4 separate regions of the Mus musculus genome follow, and all the other regions are linked to region 1. Evidence: chromatin loops called from intact Hi-C (ENCODE). Cell type or tissue: left cerebral cortex. All regions are shown on one strand. Each heading gives the region's core, and the rest is flanking DNA. Links, peaks and the distances in the headings are about the cores only. Region 1 holds the start of Lypd1 (Ly6/Plaur domain containing 1). Region 2 has its middle 95 kb from the start of Gm41945. Region 3 has its middle 47 kb from the start of Slc35f5. Region 4 overlaps Gpr39 (G protein-coupled receptor 39).

Region 1 (7,746 bases), core at 949-5,948:
AGGTGGCTGGTGAGTACAGATGCCCAGTGTCACAAGCAGGCACTGCACAGCTGCAGTTGTTGCAAGCAGAGGTCATGGACACAGACTGAAGATAGCCAGTTTTGCCTAGGTGGTCAGTCCATTGTAAATACTAGAGAATAGTGAATAAAAGCGTTTGCAGAACAATCATGAAGAATCCCAGCATTCATCCATGTTAAAAAAAAAAAGTTAGGTATGGCCACAACACTATGGAGGATAGAGGAGACAAGAGGATCTCTGGGGCTTGCTGCTGGCCAGAATCAGTGAGAATCCATGTCTTAAAGGGAAATGGGGAGAGAGAGCTGGATGCCTCCCTGGCCCCCACCTGCTCCTGCTTGAGTGTGTGCACCTTTGCATATGTATCCATGTTGTGTATATACACACATGCAGATATAGATATAGATATAGATAGATATAGATATAGATGATATAGATATAGATATAGATATATATCACATACATTTCCTCTCTCTGTCTCTCTCTGTCTCTCTCTGTCTCTCTCTGTCTCTCTCTCTCTCGTTCTCACCAAAAGAAGGAAAAAAGGTTGGCATTGCTGTGTGATAGTTTTTCCTCACCTTTTGACCTGTGGCTTATGTCCTCTAACCTGTGGCCATCGACACCTTTCTAGTGACATGTGTCACTAGAAAACAAGCAACCTAAACCAAAGACTTGCTTCAGGATTGCCTGTCTGGATGCTTTCTGTGGGTAATGTGGAAGTTATGAGGTCTTTTCTACAGTATAGTTTGGAGAAGAGGCTACAGCAAGACGAAAAGGGAGTGTGTGGCTGTCATCTTGGATGAACACATGGACAAAAAGCAGTGTTTCTTGGAAGTGTTCTGCCGAGTAACTCCTTTCCTTGATCACAGCCCTGGTTGTGAAGCCCAGCCTCCAGGTGAGCGGTGGCCTTGAGGATTCTGAGGAAGTTCTGAAGGCATGCTAATACCTTCCATCATGTCTGCCTCAAGCCTATTTCATGGAAGATATTGGAAGGCCAGAAGATGTTTGGCTCAGTTAAAATACAGTGCAAAGAAAATCACTCATCAAAACCATTCACATCCATCTTGGTTACAGTATTATCACTAAGTTTTGTGTTGTCCTCCTGCATTAAACAACAGGAGTAGCAGATGCTCCAACAATGCTCACTAGGTTTTGGAGGATACATTATGTTTGAGAGCAGTTACATCTTAGACTTCCCAGAATAGCATTTTTTTTTTAATACACTCCAGCCAATAATGTACTACAAAGAACAGCCACATACAAAGGGTCTGGAGAGATAGCCCGGCGGGGGAAGTGCTTCCAGGTAAGTGTGAGGACTAGAGTCTGGATGCCAAGCACACATGTAAATGTCAGCAGGATTGATGAGGCGATGCCTGCTTGTAAGCTCAGCCTTGGAGGCAGAGATCTGAGATTTTTTTGGACCAAGTTGTCTAGTTAGAATTGGTGAGTTCTCCGGGTTCAAGTAAAAGACTCTGCCTCAATATATATGAGCAAGGAAGATATGGATATCAACCTCTTGTCTCTACACATGCAAAGGTGCATCTTATACTGGCATGAATATCATGTACACATAACAGGTACCTATATATACTCATGTACCAACAACTATGAACATGTTTGCATACATACATGCATATCACACACACATACACATGAAAAAAGAATACACACACACCCTCACATCATTGCTCAGTCCTATAGAGAGCTGTCAGATAGGTTCCTTAAGCAACTAAGAAGTTAACAACAATATACTTCCATTCCCTAACCAGGAGAAGTTGCTTCTCCATGGTTCTGTCTTCAGTGCTAGCTTCTATCCATTGTTGTTCTGCCAGGGAGTTAAGGGGACTCGATTGCTCTAATGAGCTGTGGAGCTCCATGGGCACCTTGTTGGACTAAAAAGTAATAAGACTCACCCAATGTCATTCATCCCCAAGATGGTATTTCCCTTGCTTTCAGCAACCTTTAAATAGCCAAGTCTCTATTTGACCTTGGAATTGAAGCAGCAGCTCATTTATTTTCTCAAATGTCTGGTGCCACTTTGGGGTGAGTTTTTAATTTTAACTCCTGAGTGGGTGGGATTCTACCTTTCAAGACTTACTAGCTAGAGTGAAGTCGGTTCCAGCTAACTCCCTTCTTCAGCTGTACGACATACAGTCTCTTGACTTGGCTAGCTAGTAGCTAAATAGCTAGGGTATGGGGTGGGGGTGGGGGTATCCTTCCTGTGGAAGATCTTGGCAATTTGTGCTTGGAATTTGATGCATTAGTTCTAAAATTAAATAAAGATCCTATAGCGTTCTTCAAAGAAATATGGTGTGGCGCTATGACAAAACACATTTTTCAAGTTCTGACCTCTGGGAACTTCAAGTAGCTTCATATTTCAGTCTGACATTGCTCACAGGCTACTGTCGAGCTGCTAGAGCCGGGGCAGTTATCCATATATTGTTTTCACTGCCCCATCAGCTTTTTAGTCCAGGAAGGTGAAAGGTGTAAATAAAAAATAAAGATAAAAATAAAGGAAAGCTACTGATTTATAATAACTTCTCAGGAGTCCCCTGGGAAGAAGCCCTGGCAATTAACCCTAATGAGTTTAAAGTAACTTCCAACTCTTCATTTCCCCAGAACTGTAAAAAGTACATCTGTGCTAACCAGTGAGTGTATATGTATGTGTGTGTGTGTGTGTGTGTGTGTGTGTGTGTGTGCCCAAGTGCATGTGTAACACACAGTAGCATGTGTGTTACATCAGTCAGGATCTTTTCCTGTAATTTAATACCCTCCTTTCCCAGCCTTCCAAGGGGGTCGGAGGGGGAAAGAGTATCTTACCAGCACTTTGCTCCATCACTTCTTTCTGACACATGTCTTGAACGTTCACGGTGCAATTTACGATGAACTCAGGGGATGAGCAATCGTTGTTCAGCTGGAATTCTTCACACTGGTAGCACTGAATTTGCAGCGCCAGCCCTGTGGGACAGATGCGGTGGGGTTCAGAAACACTGGTTAAGATCTGGCTTGCACAGAGCACATCCTGGCTGGCCGGTATCACCGTGTACTGCCCCAGACAACAAGGGCTTCTGGGCTCTGCATCCTGATGTTCAGGAAGGCTGGAGGTGCCTGAAGCCAGCAGGGGGCGGCGGCATCAGTTCCCAGGGTCTAGGAGGATAAAGCCCTGCCAGAGACCCTACATTTCTTCTCTAGACACAAACAGCTCCTATAACACCCCTCCGGCCTTTCCGCAAGAAGTTGCAAAGAGACCGGTGAGAGTTCAAATCCCAGATCAAAGTAGTGGGGTACAAGCTTGAGCTCCTGTCTGAGCCTAATTACTAATTGGCTACAAATTGGTTAATTACTATTTTGGCACCGTTCATAATTGCATTGGCTGACGCGTTTTCGGTTTTATTTATTTAATCTTTTAAGTCAGCGTTCATGGGCTGAGGCTCTGATGCTTCCTGGAGACCACCCTGCAACCTGGGGGGGGGGGGAGGTGCTGGATGCTAAGTATCCCTGCTCAGTCCTCCAGCTCAGGCTCCCTTCTTGTGATCAGCGACAGGGGCAGCTGCTGCTGAGGGTTGGAGAGGATGTAATGAGAGAGTGCCTGCGTTGGATGTGCGCGTCTGCTTAGGGACCACCACAATGCAGCCCTTTTAGACCTGTCTTGTGACCCCTTTTTTTGAAAAACATGGCTGTTGGAAAAAAATTCTGATAGCTTAGAGTCCGCGATCAGGAGCAGTTACTTACCATATTTTCCTGGTTGCTCTCCTCTGATCTGGGAGCTTCTCTTTGGGCCGCATGCCCCTTCCTAACACCCTACCGATCGCAGGAAGAGCACAGCTAGCTCACTCAGTCCGGAAGGGCTGCTCCCCCGCCCCCAGCAGAGGATTGTCCGGCGAGTCGCTCACCTGTCAGCGTCGCCGCTCCCTTGGGTGGCCACAAACACTGGGTAACTTGACTAGGTTGGAGGCTTGTCGCTCCTTTTCCTGTCTCGCCCAACTCAAGGACCCTCCCCAATCCCAGCTCTGTATCCCCGACTGTGTACCCCACGCAGCTGCAGCCAAGAGTCGCGCCAATCTGCCGCTCTCGGCTCTCCTGCAGCGCGGGACTTGGAGAGCGTCCCAGTCTAGCGCCTTTGGTCTCAGTTTCCAGCACCAAACTCCCGCTGGGTAGCCCCAGCGCAGCGCGGACCACAGCTGGGCGCACTGGGGCTGAGAGCAGGGACGCTTGGCGAGATAGCAGGAGCGTGTCTGGCCAGGCAGCTGGCCTCTTCATCTTCTTACCTGGAAGCCAGAACAATCCGCAAAAAGTTGCTGCGATGCCGAGAACCCACATCCTCCCGGATCGGCAGGGCCGGGAGCGGGCAAGAGCATCAGAGACCACGACCGCAGCGGAGGCTGTTCTGGCCGCGGCGACAGTAGCTGCCGAGGCTGCCGAGGCTCGCGCTGCTGCCGCCCAAGCGACGGCTGCCACCGAGAGGAGCCGCAGGTGTCGCCCGCGGCGCCCGCATCGCCCGCGCCGGGGGCTCCCAGAGGCTGGTCCCAGGCTCCTTGGATTCGCGCTCCCTGGGGCGGAGCGCAGCGCCTCCGGAGGAGTTGGCTGCTGAGGCTTGAAGAACTACTGGCGATCCGGAGCACCCAAAAAAGTCTCGCCTCTTCTGCCCCCACCCCTCCCACTCCGGGTACCACGTGACGGCTGCTGAGTTGTGGTGGGGGTGGAGGGCGGGGAAGGCTGGGACTGTCTCTCTACTGTCCCCACCCCTTTCTGCCACCCTTTTAGCCTACCTCCTCTAGTTCCTTGGAAAGGAGCGCCTGCTGGGTTCGGGAGTAGTGTTGACAGAGGTTAGGAATAAGGAGGTGACTAGGGCGCAGCAGGTGCCATCAGGACCTGTCCTATGCGAACTCGGAGACCCGAGTGCTAGGCTGCGGTACCCTTCCCTTCCAGGTGTTATGTTCCCTTTCGGTGCTAACAGTACCCTTGCAATTGGGTCTCGCCCACCCAGCCCGGCGTCTTCTATCACTCGCTGCCCCCTGGCCCTCTGGGTGACTGCCCTGGATAAAGCGAAGGGCTGTTTCTGAGCACCTGGCAAAGTTGCGGAGCAGCGAGTTCCCTGGGGTGTCCGACGCAGCCGCGCCTCTTCCTGAGAGAAACCCACCTCACTGGCCACCTGGGTCTTCCAGCAGAATGCCTGCGAGTACGATGGTGACCCTACCGCAGCTAGCTCGCTTAGCCCAACCACCATCTCCTCACCTGCTTGCATGCACCGCAGGGGGATGCATTGACTCAGCCTCGGTCTCCTAGCCCAGAAATAAAGCTACCTGGGGAGTGGACACCCGGATCTGTGCTCTCACTGAAAAGCAAATGGGTCTGACTGCTCCCCCAAGCCACCAGCTATGGGTATACACTCCTTACAGCGCTAAAGCATGGCCAATTGGCCATAGGCTGCCTCCCTCCTCCACTACTCCCCTTTCTGACAATTCTAAGTGACCCACCTTGCGTATTCCCGGGACACCACGGTGTTATTTTGCCTTCCTGGTGGAGCTTTGTGGAAGACTGTGCTGTGCACAGAGCAGGCAGTCGCAGCTCTTGGTGCCCCCGCCCACAACCCCCGCGCATTTCCACCCACCCCCACCCCTGATTTGGGATTTGGGAGATTCGGTGGAAACCCGTGGCTAAGCATCACCCCTCTCCTGTGAGGTCTCCCGAGGGGAAGTGGTCTCTCAGCTGGGATGTGATCATTTATGTCCCTACCCTGCCAGCAGAGCAGGTTTGAAAGAGGCATAAATGACTTTCTTGTAATTCCTTTGCAGAGATCGGTCCATAGCTGCCTCAGGCTCATTCTCCCCCACCCCTCCCCCTCATTTCTAGCTGGTTAACTCCTTGGGGAGACAAGGATGCTTTGCCCATTACTCGCTTGTCTGAAGTGTGGATCTTAACAATTGTTCGAATTACTATTACAGTAGCAAGAGGGTTGGCTTATTTATTCTTTCAGGGAAACCTCTCCACAGAGCAAGCGTGAGACATAATTATAATAATCACGGGACCAACCTCTCCCTGAACAAAGTTCTTTTCTGCTCTTATAGGGTGTAATTGTGATAAGACCTTTATTCCAAAATGAAATGAAACAAAAGAATTTTTTCTAAAGACAAGGAGGATACTTTACACGCAGCTTGAATTTAAGGTAATGAAATCCAAATACAACAAATTGCACAAATACAATAACACTGGTCATACAATACTCTATAAAGATACAAGTGTTCTAAGGTAACCACACAAATCCTAAACATAGCTCTAGTCTGCCTGGTCTGTAGGCTTCTGTACAGAAGGAATTATAAATAGTTCACGTCTAGAAAAAATACACATAACCTTTAAAATAGAATTTATCCTCCCATATAAACAGTCTTTAATAGAAAAAAAGGATATTAAAAAGTAAGAAAGTTTCATAGCACCAACCATTCATTTATTTTTAAGATATGGCAAAGAGTACCCAGGTTTTAATAATAATATAAAAGCAGGGAAATTTAAAAAGAAAACAGCAAACACTCAGAATTGTGAGAAATACAATGGAGAGGATAGAAGAGGTTGGGAGTGAAGCCTGCTAAGATCTGCTCCCTTCCGCATCATCTGGTGCCATCTAATCAGTGCTCACACTCTAATTCTTCAACAGAACACCCATATCATCACATCTTCCTCGAGACAATGTGGCAAGTGGACCACCCAATCGAGAGAGACCTTCAGAACAGGTGACCTCCACCCCTCTGGCTTTCCTGCCTGCCCCACGCTTCCATTGACAGTATATGCACAAATGAGTTGAGGACCAAGATGATTATGTTCACAAAATCTTCAGCTGGGGTTTTTAAAAAATATATTATCAACTTCTAGAACTTAATGCATCGTTTCAAGAGCATGGCGCCAACTCTTTTTATTGCTATCTTTCTCCCCCTACAAATATAATTTCTCTCCCCCCCCAAAAAAATGTACAGCTTTTATACAAATACTCAAAAAAGTGCAAACATTGAGAATTCTCCATCATATTTTGCTTTTTAATCCTCTCAAAACACAGTAAGTCGAGGCGATCTCTATCAGTCCACGAGAGAAGTAAACTCTGGTATACTGGCTATCAGCTTCTCTGGAGTCTGTTTGCCTAGTGCACCATGCATGCAGGAGTCTCACTGAAGGATGCTCCTCTAGGCCTCGTTGGATGCTTGACTTGCACAAGAGGAGAAACTGTCATACAGAGAGTCACTCAGAGACTCCACGCGGTCCACCCCAGGCCGTTCGGAGCTACTCGAAGACACTTCTGTCTTTTTGCCTTTCTCTTCCTTTTGTCCTTCAACCTCACTTGGAGACTTCTCTTTTCCTAATAAAATCACAGTATTGCTGCTAAATTTATTGAATGACTCCAGGGAAATTTCAGATAATCTATTCTCAGGATCTTCTTTTGTTTCTTCAACTTGTTTCGGTTCCTGCAATAAAAAAGAGGAAAATATTAGAAACATAATTCTTTGGAAAAAAATCAATTTATCCTATCTGATATTCAATTATTGTCTGAATAAAGTACAGTTTAAAGGGACAGAGAGAACCTACAAGTCCTTAACAATCTTTTAGTGTAATTAAATGCAATAATAAAGCTAATTTTAGGGATAAATCAAGACTTTAATCATTTTAGTGAGATAAATAGACCCCAATTTGCAAACCAGTTAAGTGCCACTTAATTCATTTTAAATGGATCCATTTGAAATTTAC
Region 2 (7,746 bases), core at 1,482-6,481, 1.0 Mb after region 1:
CAGAGACTCCTATTGGCTTTCAGACAATCCTGGCAGACACTGCCCAAGACTTGGCTCAGAGCCTGCCCTACTGTGTTTTGAGAGCAGTACCGGCAACAGGAGGATTCTGAGTGCAGTAGCTAAATGCCGCGGGTTAAGTCACCCGATTTAAGGGGTGAGAGAAACAGTAGAGCTGTTAACTGTACACATCTGTGCCCCACATATGGCTACTCTAAGATCTGGGGCATTCTGGAGTCCTGATGCCTTTCCCTGGGCTCCACGGGGTATTTGAAGCATCCTCAGAAAAGGCTGCCATGGCACAATGGTCCTGAAAGTAAGATGATTGGCTGCTGGCAGAGTTGTCACCATCTTCACCAGACACGGGCTCTGTAATAGGCACCCTGACATGGTGCTGACTTGAGCCTGACCCCTCCTGATAATCTTTCATGAACAGAGTATGAAAAATGTCATCATCCCTCTTTCGTGTGGCTGAGGTTGTACCTACAAATAAGGAATCCAGAAGGCAACTGTGGGCGCTGTTCCTTCCGCATCTTCCATTTAAACAATTAATGAGAGTTTCTCATTGACCTAAAACATGCTAATAGTCTCGCCTGGCTGACCAGTGAGCCCTGAGGATCCACCTGTCTCTCAGCCTTCCAGCAGAGGGACTATGAGAGCTCACTACCATGCCCAGTATTCTAAACATGGCTTCTGGGTGATTGATCTATATTTGCAAGGCAAGCACTTTAATGACTGAGCTTTCCCCCACCCCCATACAACCTTTCTAATACATGAAAGCGTAAGTAGGAGACGAGCCAGGGCTTACTCAAAGTCAACATGAGCACCTCTGAGCTGGGAGCTCACAGGAGCAGGGTTGGAACTCAGAGGGGATACTGGTTCCTTCACTCTCCTACTCTTCAGAGTAAAGGGTTGTTTCTAGAATGCAGGTAAGGATTCCTGAATAAGAAATTAACACACTTGTACCCCACCCCAGGACTGTCCACTCAGCTCTTAATTTTCTCAGAAGGCACTGACCTAAGTGCACCCTCTGACCTACCAACAAAATCCCAGGGAGGTACATAAAGATGAGTGCCGAAAACTGGGATTCAACGTAACTAACGGACCGAAAAATTAGGAAGTCTGATGGTTTAATTTGAAACGGAAGTTACAGTCACAACAAATAATTTTTAATTAAGTAAAATGTCAAGACCCAGTCATCCAAAGAAGATACCAAAAGTATCCTCCATCACAGATTTATTCTTTGGAGAAATCTGCCACTCGCACCTCAAAATTTAATTTCCTGGAGCCCGCGGTTGGCATTCATTTTATCATTTTAATAATCTTTAATATTGTGTCAAAGATTAAAATCTGCCATGTACATATAGACCCAGGGTCCTACAGAGAGCGGAGGTCACATGGAGTAAAGGAGGCTGGGATATTTGGAGAAAGGAAGGGGGGCTCTGGACTGAGAGAGCCAAGAACATGAAAGGGAGCAACCGGGATAGCGATGAGGCCAGGACCAGTTGTGTCAATAGCAAGTGAGTGGGGATGTTCTTAGGGGACAACTAGCAGGAGACAGGGAGACTTGCTCCCCAGGGAAAAGAAACTGGGGCCTATATCTCACAGGTCAAACATAAGCGCTGTGCAAGCTGAGTATTCCCTGGTGGGCCTTTGTTGTCTAATTTGTCTTTCTAATGCTCGCTGGAAAAACTATTGCCGACAGTGCAAGCTGACATTTTACAAATGTCAGAGCTTATAAACAAGGACAGGCTCCAGTCCTAGGACCTACCTAGGTTTCTCAATCCATGAAACTGAGAGGCACTGAACGACTGGAGGACCCCTGGAGAACTGCTGGTCTTCAGTCCAGGTTAGAGGCCAAAGGAGCCATCAGTGAAGGGTGGAGCAGCAGCAACCACAGCAGCGATTACAAAGGCTCTGAACTTGGAAGCGGGGCAGATGAATTTACAAACAAGATGCGAAGGTAGGCAGGCAAAGAGCAAACCTTTTCCCTGATATTGTATACTGGGTGCTGCCCAAAGGTGCTGCTCACATGCAGGAGTAGGTCTCTTCACATCAGTTAGCATGTGAGGGTGAGGAAATTCCCTCACAGGTATGCCTAGAAGTTCATGGGAAGTACAGACCTTGTTCAGTTAGGGATGAATATTAGCCAACGGAGCAGCCTTTGTCAGGTCACCTGACCGCTATGAGACTTCACGCATGCGTGTTTGAAACTCATCCTACATAGGAAGGATGAGGAAACCGGAGTTTCATAGGTATCAAGGCACACAGGGGACTCTTTACTGATTCTATTTTAGGCCCCAACATTACCCTGCTTTATTATTATTATTATTATTATTATTATTATTATTATTATTATTATGGTTTGTTGCATTTTGTGTGCATGTGTGTTCCTGCTTGTCTGCATGTGCACAATGGACACACATGCACCCTCAGAGTCCAGAAGAGGGTATTTGGGTCCTCTGCAAATGGAGTTAGAAATGATTGTGAGCTGCTCCAATGTGGGTTCTCAGAACTGAACCCTGATCCTCTGCAAAAGCAGCAAGGACCCTTAGCCACCGAGCCCTTTGCTCCAAACACCTACACCCTGCTTCTAGATTGCACGAATCTGTTAGTCTTTGGTAGCTGACCTCAGACTCTAGCACACACTTGATAACCCTTCCTTCTGTGGGGCAGGAGCCAAATCCCTCCCTGGCACTTCCTGCAAACGTGAGCACTTGACTCAGAGAAGGAAAACGGAAATCCACACAGACATGAGCAGCTGGCAACTGGCTTTTCTTTTTCCAAACCAGTGCCCTTGCCTTTAGAAACCCCGAAGAGCCTGCATGATTAAAAACTGGAATTAATTAGAATACTTAAAATCCAGCAGCAGTCACTTTCAAAGCAACAGCCGACGGTGCCTCCACCACCTCCAAGTATTCCCATGGGCACCTACAGCTTCAAGAGAGAGACCCCAAACAGCACCCAGGAGGCCGTTAAAACCCATCTGCAGCCCCGGGAACTGTAGCAAACATTAAGCAGAAATGGGCACAGTTGTTTGGCAATGAAAAACTGGAGGTCTTTAATAAGCACCCACATAAACCTTGTTTTAAATTTCACATTCATGCTTCTATCAACATTGGTTTGGTTAATTATCTCAATATCTAAAATGGGGAAAGGGTTTGGAAGGTGGCTCTGTGGGAACTGTTTGTGGCAGAAGCACATAGACCTGAGTTTGGATCCCTAGAACCTACTTAAAGCCAAGTGGAGTTGAGGATATCTGTAATCCCAGCATGACTGCATAGATATGAGAGGCAGAGAGGGAGAGGAGAGTCTCTAGAAGCCTTCAGGCCTAGACGGCCACTGACAGCAGTGGAGAAAGAGACCCTGTCTCAGACAAGTTAGAGGGTTCAGGTTGTCCTCTGACCTCCACATGCATGCCTTAGTTTATATGGACCCTGCCTACACAAACAGAATACACACGCACACACACACACACACACACACATGCACACACATACACATATGCACACATAAACATGTACACACACACACACATGCACGCACGGGGAAATAAATATATAGTAATAAGGTATTGGTATCCAGGGATCTTCAAATAGTTATTGCTCTACAGTAGAAGCAGATAGTCTCAAACAGCACCTGGTTCATAAATGCTTGATAAACTAGATTTGTAAAGTTATGATTGTAAATTCCATAAAAATGCATCTGATCCAGTACTGAAAGGTGGATTTCCCTGTGGCCGTGGGGAGACAACATTTAAATGGTGCTGTTGCTAATATCTGCCATAAAGAAGTGTGGTGATCAATATTAATTCTCAGCTTGAGACACTCCAGAGTAGCTGAAGATGCAAGCTCCATGCTGTCTGTGAAGGGATTATTTGATTCAATCAATCGAGATGAGAGGGCTCATGTTAAATATGGGTGGCACCATGCCATGAACTGAGGTCCTGGACCGAATTACAGAGAGAAGGAAAGCAGTGCAGGGGTGCTCATCTGCTGTATTTCCCGACTGGAAACAATGTGACCACCTGCCCTATGTTCCTGCTGCCATGCAGTCCTTCTGTAACAGACTGTACCCCTTAACACTGTGAGCCCCTGAACCTTCTAAAGCTGCCTTTGAACAAAGTGATGGCTACAGACAGGGTTCCTCTTCATGCACCTTTATGATCATACTGTCATTTCTATTCCAAAGACAGCCAGCAGAGGGCAGAGCTCTATGGTTTTGTAATTAGTTGAAAGGACCCTGTAATTCTCTGTTGGCTCCCATCTGATCTTCCGATTCCAGTGATGAGCATGTGTCAATATCTGGTCATCGATAGTGTGAAAACGCTAAATTGAAACCCTACAAAGGAGGATGTGGTGGAGAGAAAAGATGCTCTATCTTCTTTCTGAAGAAAAAAATTCCTATTTTAAAAGGTTTGTTTTGTTTTTATGTGCATGTGTATTCATATTCTCTCTCGCTCACTCTCTCTCTTGCTCTCTCTCTCTTCCCTTCTCTGTGTGCATAGGTACTCATGGAATTCAGAAGAGGGCATCAGATTGCCTCCAGCTGGGCTTACAGATATTTGTGAGCCACCTGACATGGATGCTGGGAACAGAACCCTAGTCCTTTGCAACAGTGGTACTCACTCTTAGCCAGCCCTAGAAAAATCTCTTTTCACAGTGAGTCCATGGATAACTAGCAACTCCTTTTAAGTTAGTGATCCTACATTCTAGGTACTCAGCTGCTACCATGAGAGGCTAGGCTGTCAGGTGAGACAAGAAAACTGTCCGCAAGATGAACAGTGCTCCCACTCCAGATGAACAGTGCTCCTACTCCAAAGCCATATCGACACCCCAAAGAAAAGATGGTTCTCTTCCACAGGTCAGATTCACGGCAGAATCTACCTACCTACAACATTGAGGAGGAAATACTATTGTCTCTGCTCTTCCCTTCATCGCCGCTGTGTGGAGGGACCACATCTCTCCCCACACCAAAGTTCCGCCAAATGTTATCTGCATAGGCATCACCAAAACCTGCCTTGGCTCTTTTTATGGAACTTGAAATCTTTTTAATTGAGACAACACCCAGCCGACCAGCCACGGGCTTGCTGCACTGGGCTTTAAGTTAGTTTGACGTTAGCCTCCTACGTGTTACCAAACGCCTGTGTGGGTGCTGCCTTCTGTCTCGTTTAACACTGCAAGATCTCAAGTGCAGGACATTCCAAACCCATCGGCCTTCTCGTTTCTCTGCTCCAAAGCGTCATTCATTCGGAGGCTCTCTTGCGTTTCATATTCATTCTTTTCTACTCCCCTCCCTCCTCAAATTTTCTCATTATAGTCTGACCCTTTAAGCACAGTGTTATCTGGTTATCATTGAAAATTGCAAAATCTATAGCATAAATATAAAAACAACGTGTATATCTTAACTGTGTATCTTATTTTTAAAACGTGTGCTAGCAGACATTAGTTGTATATCTCAATGTATTCAGTGTGTTCTTCTCCTAAAAGAACGTTCGTTCATTTAGTTATTGGAGGGGGGGCACACACATGCTTGGCTCTCAGATGGGGGTCAAACATAGCTTGGGAAAATCAGTTCTCTTTCCAGCACCTACGTAGGGTCTCGGGATTGGATTTAGATCCGTCAGTTCCTCTGGCTTGACAGCAAGCCCCCTTCCCCACTGAGCCATCTTCCCAGCCCCACGTCTATATGTAAAACCGTTTTAACAGATACGCTGCACTGTTTCACAGGCCACGGGTGCCCTTTCTGAGTTAAACCTCTGTATCCAAGAAGATAAAGCATCTGGACTTGTTCACTTCCTCTCAGCTATTTGGACATCCGCATAGTCCCGGAGATGTTACTCACCAGGTTTTTAAAATAAATAAAATAAATAAAATACTATTTCCATTTGCCCAGGTGGCAAGATTACATTTCAGGATTGAAAGACAGGAGAAAGGAGGAGGGGGGATTGCTGACACAACATCTGCACTCTCTCTCTCTCTCTCTCTCTTTTTTTTTTTTTTTTTTTTTTTTGGTGGAATTTCATCACATTTCTGCTTGCAGCCTAATCATCTTACTGGGAATTAAGAAAACACAGGAATGTTTAAATTGTGCCATGCACCCACAGCTCCTATAAGTCTCGAATTTAATCCTGGGAGGTAGCTTTTCACACCAAGAAATCCCAGGAAGAAACTTCCTTTCTGTGTGTTTTGTGAGCTATGCTCCAAAAACCCATGACCGCATGCCTAAAACTATGGATGCAGCGCCATCTAGCTGCAGCAGTGGGTGGAGCAGGAGCCCAGAATTAGTAGCTTCAACCCTGATCTGCAGCTCACCTAGACAAACAGAAGCAGCTCTGACAATTGCTCACACTGAAATGCCGCTGCTAAGGAGGGAGAGCCCAGAATTCAAGCTGAGCCTGAGATACAGAGCCAGACCTTACGTGACTAATGAAGAACGTGGCTCAGGAGATGGCACAGTTGGTGAAGTACCTGCTTTGCAAGCCTGAGAATCCAAATTCCATACCAGGAATGTCATACGAAAATATCAGGCATGATGGCATGTGCCTGTTATCCTAGAACTGGAGAAAAGGAAATAGGCATATCCAACCTAGCCTACTTGGTGAGCTCCAAGCCAAACAACAAGAGATCCTGTCTCATAACAGCAAGGTGAATGGTACTTGAGAAATAGCTCGGATTGACCTCTGACTTCCACATGCACATGCTTACATGTGCAACAGAAAGGGGGAGAGGGGGAGGGAGAGAGGGAGAGAGGGAGAGAGGGAGAGAGGGAGAGAGGGAGAGAGGGAGAGAGGGGAGAGGGAGAGAGGGAGAGAGGGAGAGAGGGGGAGAGGGGGAGAGAGGGGAGAGAGGGAGAGAGGGAGAGAGAGAGAGAGAGAGAGAGAGAGAGAGAGAGAGAGAGAGAGAGAGAGAGAGAGGAGAGAAGCCCACTTTGCAGAAACACTGTGAAGTCTGGCATCATCAGAAGAAGAGCCAGGACATAAAAGCACAGCCCCTTGCTAGCATCACTCCCCCCCACTAGCTGGCTGTGGCTTCTCATACTGTCCTGAGCTCAGAGTCCCTCAAGGAGATTCAGGATGATAACTGTCATGCATTCAGTAGACTGTCGGCTGCACTCACTGCCTAATAAAACAGTCATATGCTTGAGGATATGGGGGAGGGGCTTGGTACCACTGTGGAGAGCTGAAGTCTAGGGAGCCTTGGCATGGGTCTGATCTGTGCCCACGGCATGGGCACAATCCACTCTCTTTTTTTATTTGAGCTTTTGATCAAATGACCCAGTGGCAGCATCCCCGGGTGCTCTAAGCACAACGTTTAAGATAAAGTGCCCTCTGAGAACCTATTTAACACTTGGCTACTCTCTATTTCTTGAGACTACTCAGTTACATCTACGGTAATCAGCTCAAAGAGCAGCCATTAACATGCATACAGATGAAACTGATTTTCCCTGAAACACCCTTTTCAGTGCTTTCCAAGGAGGCCTGTCTAACAGCAGACCCACGTTCTGGAATGAGTTCCATCTGGTAACTGAACTGTCCTTTGTCTTGGCTTCCTGTCCTGACCTCTGCCTGGCTATGTCTCTAGCTGGCCACCTCCATCTCCTTCCTGTCATAGCTCCTTCTTCCCTGGTCTGAAGACTGGTTTCTGTAGTGTGGGCTGGGTATTCTCCTTACTGCCAGTTTGGTGTGGCTAGCAGGAGTGAGGAAGGAGAGCAAGGGCAGGGTGTCTGTCAGCCCCTGGCTTTTCCAAA
Region 3 (7,746 bases), core at 883-5,882, 300 kb before region 1:
TGATGAATGTCTTGTATACAGAAAGAGGATTTTAAGGATGAGGAAGTTTTCAACTGGGCATAGTCTGATGGGGTTTGAATAGATGTCTCTTCTAGGCTCCTGTGTTTGAACATTTGATGCTCAATTGTCCTACTATTTGGGAAGATTGTGACACCTTAGGAGGTGGAGCCTCACTGGAGGAAGTGGGTTACTGGGGGGTGGGGCTGGAGGCTTCATAGTCCCCGCCCACTTTGCCTTCACTCTCTGCTTCCTCAGTGTGGAGCAATGGGATCAGCCAGCCCCCCTGCTCCTGCCAAAATGTCTTCCCGACTTCTTTCCGTGTCTTCTTTGCCACGGTGATGACCTGTATCTCTTGGAACTGTAAACCCAAATAAATCCCTTATTCCTTAAGTTGCTCTTTTCAGGATATCATGTCACAACAAGAGAAGGGAAGCTAAGACAAGGTCCAATTTAATTTTCTTTAAATGTATTTGATCAGCGAGCTCTTGTTCTTTTGCTGTCTTGTGCAGAGATATTTCCATCCCAGAGAACATGGCTTAGAAAAAACGCTGACTTAGTGATTGACAAAAAGCCGGATGTCTTTCTGTTGTGTGTGTCATTTGAGGTTTTGACAGTAGGAATGCTTCTCCTCCTGAGATAATGAGGACTCTGAAGAGACAATCCATTTCTATAGCTCTCTCAGCAGGCGTGGAGTGCTCTGCAAAGCAACTTTCAGCCCCTAATATGTACAAAGCATCTTCAGTTTGCAGTAAAATACCATGTAGCATAATACTGGTAAGCAGTCCAAAAGTAACATCTCCGATCCTTTTCAAATCGACTCAAAACAGCTGAAGCAGCTTCCCAATTAAGGCCAAAATGTCTGGGAGGGCATCGGGTTGTTAGAAGCAGAAGGGAGCTTTATAAAAGTCCCAGCTACCGGTCATTGAGAATGAGGCTCCCTTTGCTGCTGGGATTCTGTGCACATTTGTTTTGAAACGGGAATTAGAATTAATTGAGTCTGAAGTGTTACGTGGGGATGTACCTTTTCCTAAATGTAAAAAACATAGGCTAGATAATTCAGTCAGAAATGGAAAAATCATTGTCCCATTGCCCTTAAACTAGAAGGCTGGCTAATTTAAATAATACAGAGCCCAGAGAGAGGTCATTGGCAATCCTGGAGCACACAGAATGAGCCTCTGCTCTGGGTTTCCCACTGGTACCCATTAAATCTGGATTGATGGCTCAGTGGGTAAAGGTACTTGCCACCAAACTCTGATGCCCTCCCTCAGTTTGAGCTCTTAGGACCCACACGAGAGGAAAACAGTCTCCCACAGGCTGTCCCCTGACTGTCAGAAGTGTGCTGCGATAAGCACGTCCACACACATAGCCTCACACAATTAATCGTAAAATTAAATCTTAAAGACGACTTGGAATATTCACGGGAGAGCAAGAGATAAAGGTGAAGGTTATTTATTTATTTATTTATTTATTGGCAGATGACCTCTCATGTGTAATTAGGGAAAGGAGGGGAGAGAGACACACAGGGAGAGATAAACAGAAAGATAGACAGAAACCTTGAGTTACCTCTGACTCACTAGGCATCTTTTCTATTATAAATAACATTACCCACCTCTCAGTTCTGCTTGCTCAATGGCTCTGGTAAATGTTCTTTGAAATCTACCTGTACAAATATTATGTGTATACTAAATAACAGCTCTTGCGTTGAGAAAGGTAATTAAATCCAACACATCTGTGTAGGGGGAACACGTATCAGAGAAGCTTCGGGGAGTCCCTCAGTGAATGGCACATGCTTCAGTGTCAAGGGATGGATGCTCTTGGAGATGCACGTTGTACAAAAACATACGAAAACAACAACAGTGAATGGGTTGCAGATGTTGCCTTGGAAGATGATCGAGAAGAGGGGGCATTCTCAGCCATCGTGAAGAAAGAAAGGCTGCATGAAGAACAGTGGTTCTCAACCTTCCTAATACTGTGTCCCTGTAATACTGTCCCTTGTGTTGGAGTGGCCCTCAGGCATAAAAGTATACCCATTGCTACTTCATAACTAATTTTGCTTCTGTTAGGAATCAGTGTTTTCTTACGGTCTCAGCCACCCTTGCAAAGGGGCCGCAGCCCTCAGGTGGAGAACCATTAATCCAGAAGGTGACATTGAGTAGACACTGAAGGTGAAGGTCGGTTTTTGAGAAGTCCAGGGGAGAAGAAAGCAAACAATTTTGTAAAACTGGGCAGGTCTGTGAGATCCTAGGGGCAAGGTGTTTTGGAACTAGATTAACAAAGTGTTAGGAGCTGGGGAGGTTAAAGCTGACTGTCAACTTGAAAGGATTTGGAACCACGGACCTTCGGGGGTGCCTGTGAGGAATGATCCAGTTTGTATGCACTGAGGTGGGGAGAATCACCCCAGCTCTGGGCAGCACCATATTCATGGACTCTGAACTGAATAGAAGAAGAAAGTGAGCTAAGCACAAGCGTTCACCCCTCTGCTTCCTGACTGTGGATGAAGTGTGAGCAGCCGCATCACTCCTGCCACCATGCCTACCCCACCATGGCGGATTGCGCCCTCAAACTAGGAACCAAGATAACCTCTTTGTTGGTCTGGTATTTTCTTACAGCAACACAAAAATAATGGATGTAGAAAGCAATAGAAACTAGTGTTGTAAACTGTGAGTGTTGGTGTCAGCTTGCCTAGGCAGACTTAGATGTAGTATCAAAAGCTTTTTGAAGCTACAGTGGCACCTTGGTTTCTTTCTCGAATTACCCTGCGTACTGCATTCTCTTCTGTTCAGCCAGCAGCTCTGTTCCCTGGTGTCTGTCCTGCGTAACCTGAAGAAACAGCTGTGTCTCAGATGCTATCAATACTGTGAAAGTACAGTATGGGACAAGTGTGCTAGTGCCTTCCTAGAGGTGGCCTGCATCACTGATACAAGCAACAACTCAGTGGCCAAAGCCAGACATGGCCACACCTGGCCTCAGTGGGACAGGAGACATAGCCAGTCTTCAAAGAGGAAGGGGATGTAAAATATATTGAATAATTTGCCCAAAGCCTTGAAGGCAAGAATGAGTGTTTTACACTAATTATTCACAGGGTTACAAGCCACAGAAATTTTCTACAGAAAATCATGTGGTCTGGAGAAACTGAAAACAACACAAACAATAACAACAACAACAACAACAAAAAACAGGCCAAAAAACCAAGGAATGTGTGTGTGCGCGTGTGTTCGCGCACACGTAAAAGAGACAGAGATACAGAGACACAGACAGACAAACAGCACACACACACACACACACACACACACACACACACACACACACACTAGTTTTAATTGTTGGCTCCAGCCCTTCAGAAGATCTTATTCACAAGCCCCAGGAATCTGCAGTTTGAATAGGCAGCCAGATGGATAGTGTTTAGACTGTCTCATCCACAGATCTTAGTTTAAGACCTGGAATTGTGAGATCAGTGGGACTGAAAATGGTGGCTGAGATGGGGTAGTGACTGAGGACCCAGCTGGTCACTTAGAGTGCAGGAACTGAGGGCCGTGGGTTATAGGGGCAGCAGCCTGGGGACACTGCAAGAGGAACAGAGGTGGGTTTCTGGAGGGATTCTGGTACAAACAGCCAAGCAGCAGGGCAGCGAAGGGCGCAAATGCCAGCAGCTGAGATTAAGAACGTCACAGGATGGTCTTGCTCAAGCAAATAGCTTTCCACCCATGCTCACACAGTCAGCTCTAATTAAATGCAGTGGGGCACGGCAGCAACAAAAGGAACATGAAAGTCAGTTGGAGGAGGGCTGGACTGGAAAGATGGCTTAGCAGCTAAGAGCGCTTGCTCTACACACACACACACACACACACACACACACACACACACACACACACACACACACCCCTTTCCAAGGCTGGAGAGGGAACACTGAGATCTTTAGCAAAAGACAGCCCTCTTCATAGGGCTTGACAGTCCCACTAAAACTTGCTTGCCTTTGGCCAGCAGGGGGCGCTATGGCAGCACGGATGCTGATGGTTGACTAAACTGCAGAATCCTGCAGGCTGGGATTATTAGCCCGACCCACAGCACAGCATTTTGAGCGCTTCATTTATTACTTTTATAGCCATGAACCTTCAGAGGAGGAACTTTTAAGGTTTCTTTTTAATTATTAAGGCATCTAGGTTTTTTCTGAAGTGCCAATTCCGATAGTCAAAAAGAAATTAATTTCACAGAGTTTAAGGGAATTATTGCCCGTTTATTGACTTCCCTTGAGGCATATAGTGGCGATTAGGAAAGTGAGGAGAAAAACCAGGAAGAGAAAAGTGCATGGTGGCCACGGCAGGAAGGAGGACTACTGTGTCACCCTGGGACCCTTCCTGTTGCATTTTTCATATTTTTATACATCTTTACTTATTAAAAACTTTTAAGATAAAAAAAAATGCTTAGGTATGTGTATCTGCCTGCGAAAGTCAGAAGAGAGTATCAAAAAACGCTGGAGCTAGAGGAAGTGGCAGTTGTGTGGAGCCCAAAGTGGGTGCTGGGAATTGAATCCAAGTCCTCTGCAAGAGCAACAGCTGCTCCAGTCTGGTGTGTGTGTGTGTGTGTGTGTGTGCGCGCACACACACACACACATACACACACACACACCCATGTGGAGATCAGAAGTCAATTTTCAGAGTCAGTTCTTTCCTTCTACCGAGTAGGTCTTTCAGGTTTAGCAACAAGTGCCTTTATACTCACTGGGCCACCCTGCCAGCCTCTGCACGTTGTGGTTTGCTGCCCAGGTGATTTCTAGAGGGAGTGTGTCCCTTCACTTTTGTACCCGTAATAATGCATGGTAGTTATTTCTCAACACCTCTGAAAACATGTGTATCACTAATCTTTTTAACATTTGCCGTTCTGAGAGGGAATTACAGAAGTTGGGAGTAGTTTAAACTGGCATCTCACTCCTGGGAGGATAACACTCTTTCTTCCTTAAATTTTATTTGTATGGTTAGGGATGAAGCTCAGGTGGTAGCACGCTCGCTCGCTTAGCACACATAGAACCCTGATCTGTGTGGAGGCCAAAGGGAAATCTCACACATATTCCTCAGGTAGCATTCACCTCATTCTTTTTTTGTTTCTTTTGTTTTGCTTTTTATTAACAGCATTTTAAAAAATATTTTTTATTACGTATTTTCCTCAATTACATTTCCAATGCTATCCCAAAAGTCCCCCATACTCTCCCCCCCACTCCCCTACCCACCCATTCCCACTTTTTGGCCCTGGCATTCCCCTGTACTGGGGCATATAAAGTTTGCGTATCCAATGGGCCTCTCTTTCCAGTGATGGCCGACTAGGCCATCTTTTGATACATATGCAGCTAGAGTCAAGAGCTCCGGGGTACTGGTTAGTTCATAATGTTGTTGTACCTACAGGGTTGCAGATCTCTTTAGCTCCTTGGGTACTTTCTCTAGCTCCTCCATTGGGGGCCCTGTGATCCATCCAATAGCTGACTGTGAGCATCCACGTATGTGTTTGCTAGGCCCCAGCCTAGTCTAACAAGAGACAGCTATATCAGGGTCCTTTCAGCAAATGCTTGCGAGTGTATGCAATGGTGTCAGCGTTTGGAAGCTGATTATGGGATGGATCCCTGGATATGACAGTCTCTAGATGGTCCATCCTTTTGTCTCAGCTCCAAACTTTGTCTCTGTAACTCCTTCCATGGGTGATTGTTTCCAATTCTAAGAAGAGGCAAAGTGTCCACACTTTGGTCTTCGTTCTTCTTCAGTTTCATGTGTTTTGCAAATTGTCTTATATCTTGGGTATACTAAGTTTCTGGGCTAATATCCACTTATCAGTGAGAACATATCATTTGAGTTCTTTTGTGATTGTGTTACCTCACTCAGGATGATGCCCTCCAGGTCCAACCATTTGCCTAGGAATTTCATAAATTCATTCCTTTTAATAGCTGAGTAGTATCCATTGTGTAAATGTACCACATTTTTTTTGTGTCCATTCCTCTGTTGAAGAGCATCTGTGTTCTTTCCAGCTTCTGGCTATTATAAATAAGGCTGCTATGAACATAGTGGAGCATGTATTAACAATATTTTTATTAGATATTTTCTTAATTTACATTTCAAATGCTATCCCGAAAGTCACCTATACCCTCCCCCCACCCACCTACTCCTGCTTCCTGGCTCTGGCATTCCCCTGTACTGGGGCATACAATCTTCACAAGACCAAGGGCATCTCCTCCCATTGATGGCCGACTAGGTCATCCTCTGCTACATGCACAACTAGAGACACAACACTGGGGGTACTGATTATTTCATATTGCTGTTCCACCTATAGGGTTGCAGATCCCTTTAGCTCCTTGGGTACTTTCTCTAGCTCCTCCATTGGGGGCCCTGAGTTCCATCCAATAGATGACTGTGAGCATCCACTTATGTGTTTGCCAGGCACTGGCATACATTCCCCTCATTCTTATGAGAAGGCATCTCTCACTGACTCTAGACTTACCTAATAGTCTAGGCTAGCCAGTCAGCAAGACTCAGGAATCCTCCTGTGTCCACCCCCTCAGCTGACATGCCTTTTTTTAAAATGTGAGTTCTGGTGGATTTAGTTCAGGTCTTCTGCATGCAAGGCAAGCACGTTACTGACTGAGCCATCTCCTCAGCCAGACTTTATTTTTCATTAGGATATCCCAGCATGCTGAAGTGGCATATCATTGTGATTCTTGATTTCTGTTGTTCTTCTGTGCCTAGGATGGTTTAATTTTAAGTGCTGTCTTGATTGGGCCACTAGATCCATAGATAGGTGGTTAAATGTTCCTTTCTGGGTGTGTCTGTGAGGGTGTTCCCAGATAGGGGAACACCAGAATAAGTGGATGGAAGGAATAAAGGATTCTCGAGGGTATGTGAGGTCATCTAGTTTATTGAAGGCTTAGATAGAGTCTAAAAGCAGAGGGGGCTTGAGCTAGTTCTGCTTGACCCCTTGAGCAAGGGCTTCCTGATTCCCGGGAGAGGTTCCCACACCATCAGCTCTCTGACTCTCAGGAGTTCACACTGTGCTGACTCCAGCCTCTGAATCTCCAGTTTGCTCATAGTTCATCATGGAACTCAGCCTTCATCTTCAGCAATCGGGGAAGTGAGCAGACAGGCCCCACTGGTCCTGTTCCTCTAGAACCCCAGCTAATATGACAGTGATTATGTCTGAATGTGACATGTCTCCCATAATACTCAGCATTTGACCACTCATCTCCAGGTAGTGACACTGCTCTGAAAGGCTCTAGAATCTTCAGGTGGTAGAACCTTCCTGGAGGAAGTGAGTCACTTGAGTTTTATAGCCTAGACCTACCTTCTGTCTTAAGATGCAATATGACCAGCCAGGTTCCTGTGCCCGTGGCTGTTGTTGTGACATTCTCACTACAAGGGAATTATTTTAGACATAAAGTTCAGGGCTGATGGTCCATCTACTGTCAGGGGCCTTGAGGTCTGTGTTTGCATTTCTCTAATGACCCTGAATGCTAAGTATTTTTTTTTCCTGAGCATATAGGCTATTTCTATGTAATTCTAGGAGAAACACTGACTGAAGTTCTTTGATCATTCCTAAATTCAGTTATCTTTTAGTTGTTGAGTTGTGGCACTTCTTTGTATATCCTGGGCACTTGTCTCCCCGTACGTGCAGGATTTAATTCATAGAGACGACTGGATGATAAGAAGCCAGTGCCTTCAAAGTGGGGAGGGGACACACCACATCACAGGGCCACAAGGGGCATGGAGCACC
Region 4 (7,746 bases), core at 1,338-6,337, 120 kb before region 1:
ACAAGTTGAAGATAGAGAAACACTTTCACCAACATGGCCACATCTCCAGCGAGGCCACATCTCCTAATCCTTCCTCCAAAGAGTTCTACCAACTAGGGACCAAACATTCAAATACATGAGCCCATGAGGGCCATTCTTATTCTAACCATAACATCATTGGTTCACATATTTGGGGAGAGGGGATCGTGTGTGTGTGTGTGTGTGTGTGTGTGTGTGTGTGTGTGTGTGTGTGCATGCACATGTAGAGGCCAGAGGTTAGTGTTGGATATCACTCTCCAGAATCGATTTACTTTGTTCTTTTGAGACAAGATCTTTGGTGCAAGACTTGCTGCTTAGACTCATCTGGCTGATTACAGAGCCCTAGAAGACATGTCTGTCTTCTACCCAGCAATGGGATTGTAAACACACACCACTAAGCCCAGCTTTTTATTTATGTGGGTGCCAGAGCTTGGACTCAGATCTTTATGACTACATAACAAGAACTTTGGGGCTGGGCCATCCCTTCAGTTCATCGGATACTTTATAAGCCACTCTATCCCTTGTGTTCCTATACACACACGTCCCCAGGGACTTTTTAGCCTTGAGGATTTACAACTCATCACCAAAAGCACAGAGAAAATGATTCCCTTTCCATCCATCTTGCTTCCTATCAAGTTTTGATTCCATTATTCTGCTGGGCAAATGGCTCCCCTCTACCTGAGGATGCCTAGCTCTGGGGTCTTTGGCATGCAGGCTGAGTTTGGCTGCAACTGCAGCTGGAGTCTACTGGGATTCTAACCATGTGCTTTCCTCGCTGTTGGAAACGCAGCTCACCCAGACTTAGAGAGAAGGCGGCTTGGTATTACCTACCATCACCTTTGGGCAAGCCTATTTTGATAGGTTCCCTGGCTCGCCCCCTTTCTAGCACTCTGTTCATTTGTGACTCCTGCAGGAACTCCATGTCCTGTGGCAGCCTCAGAACTGCAGGAGCTGGACCTGGGGACATCCTTGGCTACAGGGATGCAGAGGATAGATGAGATCAGCCATAGAGTGTTTTTATTTGAGTGTGTTAAATCAATGCTCCGCCGACCATGTGTGTGTATGTTTATCTTTCTACCTTAGCTGCTGCCTATCAGCTGTATACATGCTGTTAGGGCATTCTTCCCACCACTACTGTGAAATGCCTGCTGGGAACTGCCTGTGTCATGGCTAATCGATGACCTGGGTACCTGCATCCTCTGTTTCCAGAGCACAGTGTAAAATTGAAATAGACTTGGGGATAGTCTTTCCTCCAGATAAGCTAAGCTGTCCATCTTAGGACAAGAATGTCTATCAAGTCCAAGTATCAGCCCCGCTGGTATACCTTCCACCCCACACAAGCCTGTGTATAATCTGCCTGCTGACCTCCATATAGTAACCCTTCTGGCCAGCTCTCCTGTCTGTCAGCCTCCATTTTCCTCTGGGAACTAGGGTCAGCTAAAGAGATACTGGTTTCCTCTGTAAGAAACCAGAACTTAAGATGGAAGCACAGAAGATTGAGCAATAAAAAAAAATAATCATACCCTGAATTCTCAGATCAAAAGAAATATATTTTAGACTTATATCAACAATACCAACAGACTTCTCCTTCCCCACTGACAACTGAAAATTTGTAGTTCTTCTTTTTAAATGTGTGCTTATATGTATATGATGCATGTACTGGTGTATATGCAGGCGTGTGTAGCTTCTCTCTTTGTTGGAAACAAGGCCTTCAGTGTTGCCACTGGTTCACAAGCCAATAGGCCGTGTGGGGTTATCTTGTATCCAACTCCCATCTCACCAGTAGGGAAGCTGGAATTACAGGCGTGTGCTATCATGTCAAACTTTCACATGGGTCCTGGGGATCTGAACTCACAGTCTCACAGTCTCATATTTGTGCAAGAAGTGCCTACCCATTGTTATTGGGGTAAGTTTTCCTACTTTCAGTACACCGAGGGAGGGCCAGCAGGAGGAATTGTTTGTGTGCAGATTTAGATCAGTGGGCCTGAAATGGAGTTGAGACTATACATTTCTGTCAAGTTCTTGTAGATGTGGATGGAATTTGGTTCAGGACCAACTATGTAACAAGGGGCCAGGAGCCTAAAGGATGGTGGTGCTTATCTTACATAGAAGACCTGGTCAGGAGAGAGGGAGTGATTATCTTATTAGATGAAATGAGTAGCCATTAGGGCTGCACATCACATCAATCTGCGAATGAGGTTTCTGGGGAGACTTAGGTGTCTGGCTAGGAAGGGAAAGGGGCCTCCTCAAGTAAGAGTGAAATGTGGGATGCCTGCTCCTCTGCTGGCAAAAGCTTCAACCAGATACAATGCCAAGGTCTTCTTTCCCCCTTTTCTGTCCCTGGGATTTCCCTTTGTCTGACTTTAGAACAGTTGATATGGCAGAGATCTAAGAAATAACAGCCGAGGTGTCCTCTGTCTGAGATGACCTGGGGTTTGCTCATGTTCTATCTTCTTCTTCCCTGGTGTTTTGGATGTGGATAAGTGCCCACAGGATGTCTGGTAGGATTTTCAGGATCTCACATCCAGGAATAATGGATGTGACTATATGGATACTAATAGCAGTAGAGACCATCCATAAGGAAGACATAGATACTCCTGAGAGAGGAAGTGGGCTAGAGGGCTGGGGCAGAACCCGGCGTCAAAAGACCCCAGAGTCATGGCTCCTACAAGGTTATTCACAGAGCACCACCTTCTCCCAGGTTTGAAGACAGACAGACAGACTTCTGCACACATTCTGCTAATCTTGTGAAGCCTTGGTGGGAAGGGATCACCAGACTTCCTGCCAATGGCTTCTTTTATATGTTAATCTCGATTTATCCCTCCATACCTACTCTACTGACCTAACACACTGTACATTGTCATCAATTAGACTAGTTCCTTCCCTCCATTCTTTCTGAGGCATTACCATGTATAAGTGACTATCTAGTATCAGCTCCCTGTCTCCTGGCCAGCGTGCTAAGAACTCACTCCTGCTTTCTGGAGTGGGCGTTGGAGCTTGGACACACTGGGGTGGCTAGATTCTGTCTGCAGCAGACTGCGAGAAAGGGGCATTATCCACAAATGTCACACAGTGGTAGTGGGAAGGAAGGGCAGGCTGACATGCTGGCTGTCCCTAGTTCCTCCAAGAAAAGAAAGCATCCCGCCTGGGTTCATGCAAATTCAAGGGAGTATTTTGATAAAACAGTACTTGGAACAGCAAGATGATGCGTTTCGTATATTCCACTGTCTCTGGCCAGTCCACCAAGGGAGGGTCTCTGGGGTTATCCACGAGAAAGCTCTAAAATTGCATTATAAGGAATATTTGCCCATTAGCTTAGATGGAATTGTCTCCTAACAGGGTCCTGAGGGTGGAAGGCACTGTCAGGGGGAGGAGGAGAGAGAATTGAAAACTAATTGACAAGGCAAATGGCATTTTCTTGGAACCCATGCAAAAATGTGTCTAGCTGGGCTCCGTGTGTCCAGCAGGGGTCAGCAGTGCACAGACATTAATTCTTGTGGGCCCAGGAGCTTGGAGATGTCCCTGAGCTAGCCACAGGGAAGATGGCTGTGGAGCTTCATAGATTTCCCTGGCCTGGCAAACCAGGACATTGACGCCCAATCTCTGTCCTATGGCCACACTCTTTATTCTTCCCCATGTCCCGAGAAGTCAATAACTCTTTAGGTCAGCTGGGTTTTTATTCTGGCCACGTCCTTTTGTCTTTTGCCCACCTTGGGTGATTTAGTATCTCCACAGCCTGCCTGCAGATTAAAAGTAAAGTAGGATTAAGGAGTCAGCCTCATTAATATGATAGTTCAGCTAACAGATGCTTAAAATAGCATTGCAAGCCATCCCTCTTCCTGGGTTGAGATTGTATTAGAGCTACCGTGGGCACGACACCTGCAGATCATAGCAGGGAACTTGAGAGTTGATACTCCTTTAGAATGGAAAAGTCCCCGCAAATGTGAGAAAAACAATTCTCAATGACTTCTACTCAAATTAGGGATAGAAAAGACACCCAGTTTGTGTGTCCCTAATGCTGCTGAAGAATGGAGCTCGTCACGTATTTTCTCAGCAGTTTGTCATGTTTGTTTTAAATGAGGTTAATGATGGATAGCTCTGTCTGCTTTGCTGGGCTGAGATGCTTTTGCAGGCTGCATCCTCCTTCCTCTCCTTCCAGAAATTTCTTGTGTCTTTCATAAGGTTCCCTTCCCCCGGCTTCCTCTCCCCAAGGTTAATCTAATTCTGTTCTTTTAAAAAGAACCCCCTCTAAATAATGCCCTAGCTCTTCCTCCTGTTGAAACCCCTCAAGGATGCTCTAGTCTGGAAAAGACATGGCGTCTCCTCTTTAACTGGCTAGTTCCAATCAGCAGGCTGGTGTTCAAGTGTCATTTTCCCTGATATCATTTTTAGTTTAAATAACAGGCCACAAACAATTGCTAAAGGCCTTCTAGAACATTCCACTGGGGTCTGGCCATTAAGTAATATTTTGATTTAAAAAAACAAATGCAAGTTTGCACAGGAGGCAACCAAAGAAACAGTCAGCACTAATTGGTTATCAGAACAGCAAAAAGTCCATTTTCCCTGGCTTTTAGACCATATTCTCTGAGCTCAGAGGACTACCCTCGATGCTTAATGGTTAGACTTGGTGAGTAAATATGTATTAGGAAGCAAGTCATTTGGAGAGCTGTGGAGTAAACAGAATCTAAAAGCCACCGCCAATGGATGCCATTCTCCTTTCTGGTCACATCTGCCCGTACAGCAGCTCTCAACCTCGTCTCTGGGAGCTCACCTATCACTCTGCCTTGCTCATTCTCAGTTTCCTCAACTGCAAAATGGGGAAAGCAAGAGCTGCCACACCAGCCCGTCATGATGCTCAGGCCGATGTGCACAGCATTTAGCAGCCTGCAGCAAGTCCCCCAGGTACGCAGCCTTTGCCATTCTTATGGTTGTGACTGCTGCTATCAGTCTATGCAATCCTGATCCTGTGCCCGGGTGCCTTTTAGAGTGTCTGCATGTCTCTAGAGTTCTCAGCAAAATGTTACCTAGGGAGGGCACATTTCACCCCTAAAACAGGCCAGGACACACATGCATGCATGCATGAGTGCTGGCATGTGCATGTGTGCACATGCACACACACACACACACACACACACACACACCTCATTCTAACCACTCACCATGACTAACAAACTTTCATATAAATAGATGTGAATCTAGTCTTAGATTGAGTGTTGCATTCAGTGAATGCCTTTCAACTTTCTAAAATATGTATATTTATATCAAATGTATATGTGTACATATACAGACACATATGTCATCTTGTGGCGGGGCAGAGGTCAACAGAGCATTTTCTTCAATGGCTCTTCACTGTATATTTGAGAAAGGGTTCCTTACTGAACATGGAGCTCCGGGAACACGCTTGCCTCCTCTGAGTGCTCAGCACTGACAGGGATTATGGCCACCATGCCAGGCATTTTACATGAGCACTGGGGATCCAGAGCAACACCTCATTCTTGCCTAGGAAGCCCCTTACTGGATGTGCCACACCCCTCCCCAGTCCCCCATGTATAAATGAAAGACAATAAAGAAAACTAGCATGTGTGCTTCGATAATGAATTCTTCTGCTTCTGTTCTCATTTTAGCCAGAGGTAGAGTCTCTTTCAGTCTCTGCCAGCACCTAGAACACTCTCCAGTCACCAGCCAGTGACTGGGTGGGTCTGGGAGTGTGGCAGTGACAGAGGCCTTGCCTAGTGTATGCAAAGCTATGGACCAATTCCCCATGTTCAGGCTCTTGCATCTCCAACTATAGCCACCTTGGGGGTGAGGCACTTTATGCATGGACATTTGGCCTGTTAAATGCTTGCTCCTAGAATTCCTGTGGGCCTCTTGAGAAGAGGATGATGTCAGGCTCTGGGTTTGAGGATTGACTTGTGCCCCGTCCTGACGTATATCAGTGTCTGCACTCATAGCCCAGGTGCGTAGCACTTCAGTCACTGTCTTCTACTCTGCCCTCAGATTCGGAGGTCAGAAACTACCCTTTTGCCTCTGCTCACCTAACACTCAGACCATGCCTCGAAGAAGGCCAGTATCCCTGGGTGTTGGCTTTAACAGGGGCTCATTCGTGAGTCATTTGGATTATGTTGGGAGATGGCTCTCTAGGTAAAGTGCTTGCCAGGCCGGTGTGAGGACTGATGGTTGAGTCCCCAGTACTCATGAAACCTGAAGGCAGTAGAGCATATTTGTAATCCCAGTATTCCTATGATGAAATGGGAGTCAGAGATTGGGGGAGTCCTGAAAGCTCACAGGCCAGCTGGAGTACTCAGTGGCAGACAATAACAATAATAACAATAATAATAATAATAGTGGCAGAAACACCTGTCTTGAAGAAGGTGGAAAGCAAGGACTGATACCCCAGTTTGTTCTATGACCTCCATATATGTACCCTGGAACTCACATGCCTGCACTTGTGCACACACACATGCACACACACATGCACACACACACGCACACACACACACACACACACACACACACAGAGGATTAAACATAATGACAAAGGGACATGCCAAGAGCTTCCCCTGAAAGCCTGGCTGATTATTCAGCCTGGGTGTCTAGTTCTGAATTCGCCAAACAGCATGAAGCTACCTAAGCCAGGGAAGTAGATGCTGCAGCCGGGAAGATAATGAATATGCAAACAGCATCACAGAGTTAAGTACTTGGAGAAGCACTTATTGTCTACCGTTTAGTGAAAGATCAAGCACAAGAAGATGACGCTTGTTTTAAAAGGAGGAACGGATGGCTGGCGGGCATGCAAAGGACGGCTGTGGGGAGAAGGTGAGTCTGAGGTGCCATGCTTCTAGAACAGGCTGATCATTTGTGAACTGGGAAGTGGGTGTCTGCAGTGGAGGAGCCTGCCTTCTGCGGGGAACACCCAGGCTCTGTGACATCTGTTGTCCCCAAGGCCTGAAGCCACCAGGACATGAGGCCACCACTTGCTTTGGTCCCACGGACGATGAGAAGATGGAGCTGGGCTGGAAAGAGCTCATTTAATACAGTGCTTTCCTTGCAAGAATGGGGACCTGAGTTTGATCCCAAACAGCCAATAAAAAGCTGGGCATGGAGGCACTTGGGTGCAACCCCAGTGCTCGGCAAGGATGGCAGAGAGGATCCCTGAGGCTCACTGCCTGCCAGCTGCCCTAACCTGCTTGCTGAGTGCCAGGTCAGTGAGAGGCCCTGACTTAAAAGAATTGTGGATGCACCTGAAGACTGACAATTCAGCCTGGTTATTATCTTCCAGACAGAGAGAGAGAGAGAGAGGAGAGAGAGAGAGAGAGAGAGAGAGAGAGAGAGAGAGAGAGAGAGAGAGAGAGAGAGAGAGAGAGAGAGAGACCGGGCTGTAGTCATCTGGGTCATCTGGAGGCTGTGGTGTACATTTCCAGGGGAGAACTTCCACACAGCTGTCCCTGGCTCTCAGTGTCTCCATAGGCTTACCTGATGAGCTGCTGACTATCCTTTCTGCATGCTGGCTGTGTCCCCTGGGTCAAGAGGCCTCAGACGACTAGAGATTGTGATATATTTTATGACCTAGCATCAGAAGTAGCTATGAGATTTTCTGAGTACTCTTGTAGGTCATGCAGACAGAGGGCACCCACAGTTCAATATGAGAGAAGATGAAACCAAAGTAAGAATAGCAGGGTTTGTTTCATATTCTACTTTTACTTCTGTTGCTATGACAAACATGGAACA

Evidence for each region. Hi-C counts contacts between places; a loop is a spot of excess contacts. Peaks named below come from ENCODE experiments on the same cell type or tissue, not always from the same donor. Only the 100,000 strongest peaks of a DNase experiment are listed, where the experiment ranks them.
Region 2: a loop joins it to region 1, with 2.8 times the contacts of the local background. A loop is called at or near these places in 3 of 42 quality-filtered maps.
Region 3: it touches region 1 in a loop (4-fold over the local background); 4 of 42 quality-filtered maps call a loop at or near these places.
Region 4: it touches region 1 in a loop (2.6-fold over the local background); 2 of 42 quality-filtered maps call a loop at or near these places.

The regions. Positions count from the first base shown.
Region 1 is chr1:125,907,556-125,915,301 of GRCm38, forward strand. Lypd1 (Ly6/Plaur domain containing 1) reads right to left here and starts at 4,659. Exons shown (of 3, transcript NM_145100.4): 1 at 4,284-4,659; 2 at 2,836-2,973. The coding sequence starts at 4,335. Nckap5 (NCK-associated protein 5) reads right to left here. Exons shown (of 17, transcript NM_001081756.1): 17 at 6,081-7,466. The coding sequence ends at 7,188. In left cerebral cortex, for the core only: a CTCF peak has its summit at 3,137 (motif pointing right); DNase peaks (open chromatin) are centred at 3,138, 4,157, 4,650 and 5,415; H3K4me3 peaks cover 2,921 bases; H3K27ac peaks cover 432 bases.
Region 2 is chr1:126,925,679-126,933,424 of GRCm38, forward strand. No RefSeq gene overlaps it. Among named protein-coding and RNA genes, the nearest start is that of Gm41945, 95 kb to the right of the region's middle. In left cerebral cortex, for the core only: CTCF peaks have their summits at 4,180 (motif pointing right) and 6,265; DNase peaks (open chromatin) are centred at 4,194, 5,096, 5,773 and 6,251.
Region 3 is chr1:125,603,632-125,611,377 of GRCm38, forward strand. No RefSeq gene overlaps it. Among named protein-coding and RNA genes, the nearest start is that of Slc35f5, 47 kb to the left of the region's middle. In left cerebral cortex, for the core only: a CTCF peak has its summit at 3,983 (motif pointing right); a DNase peak (open chromatin) is centred at 3,991.
Region 4 is chr1:125,786,487-125,794,232 of GRCm38, forward strand. All of the region lies in intron 1 of Gpr39 (G protein-coupled receptor 39), which reads left to right. Among named protein-coding and RNA genes, the nearest start is that of Gm41943, 52 kb to the right of the region's middle. In left cerebral cortex, for the core only: a CTCF peak has its summit at 3,470 (motif pointing right); a DNase peak (open chromatin) is centred at 3,498.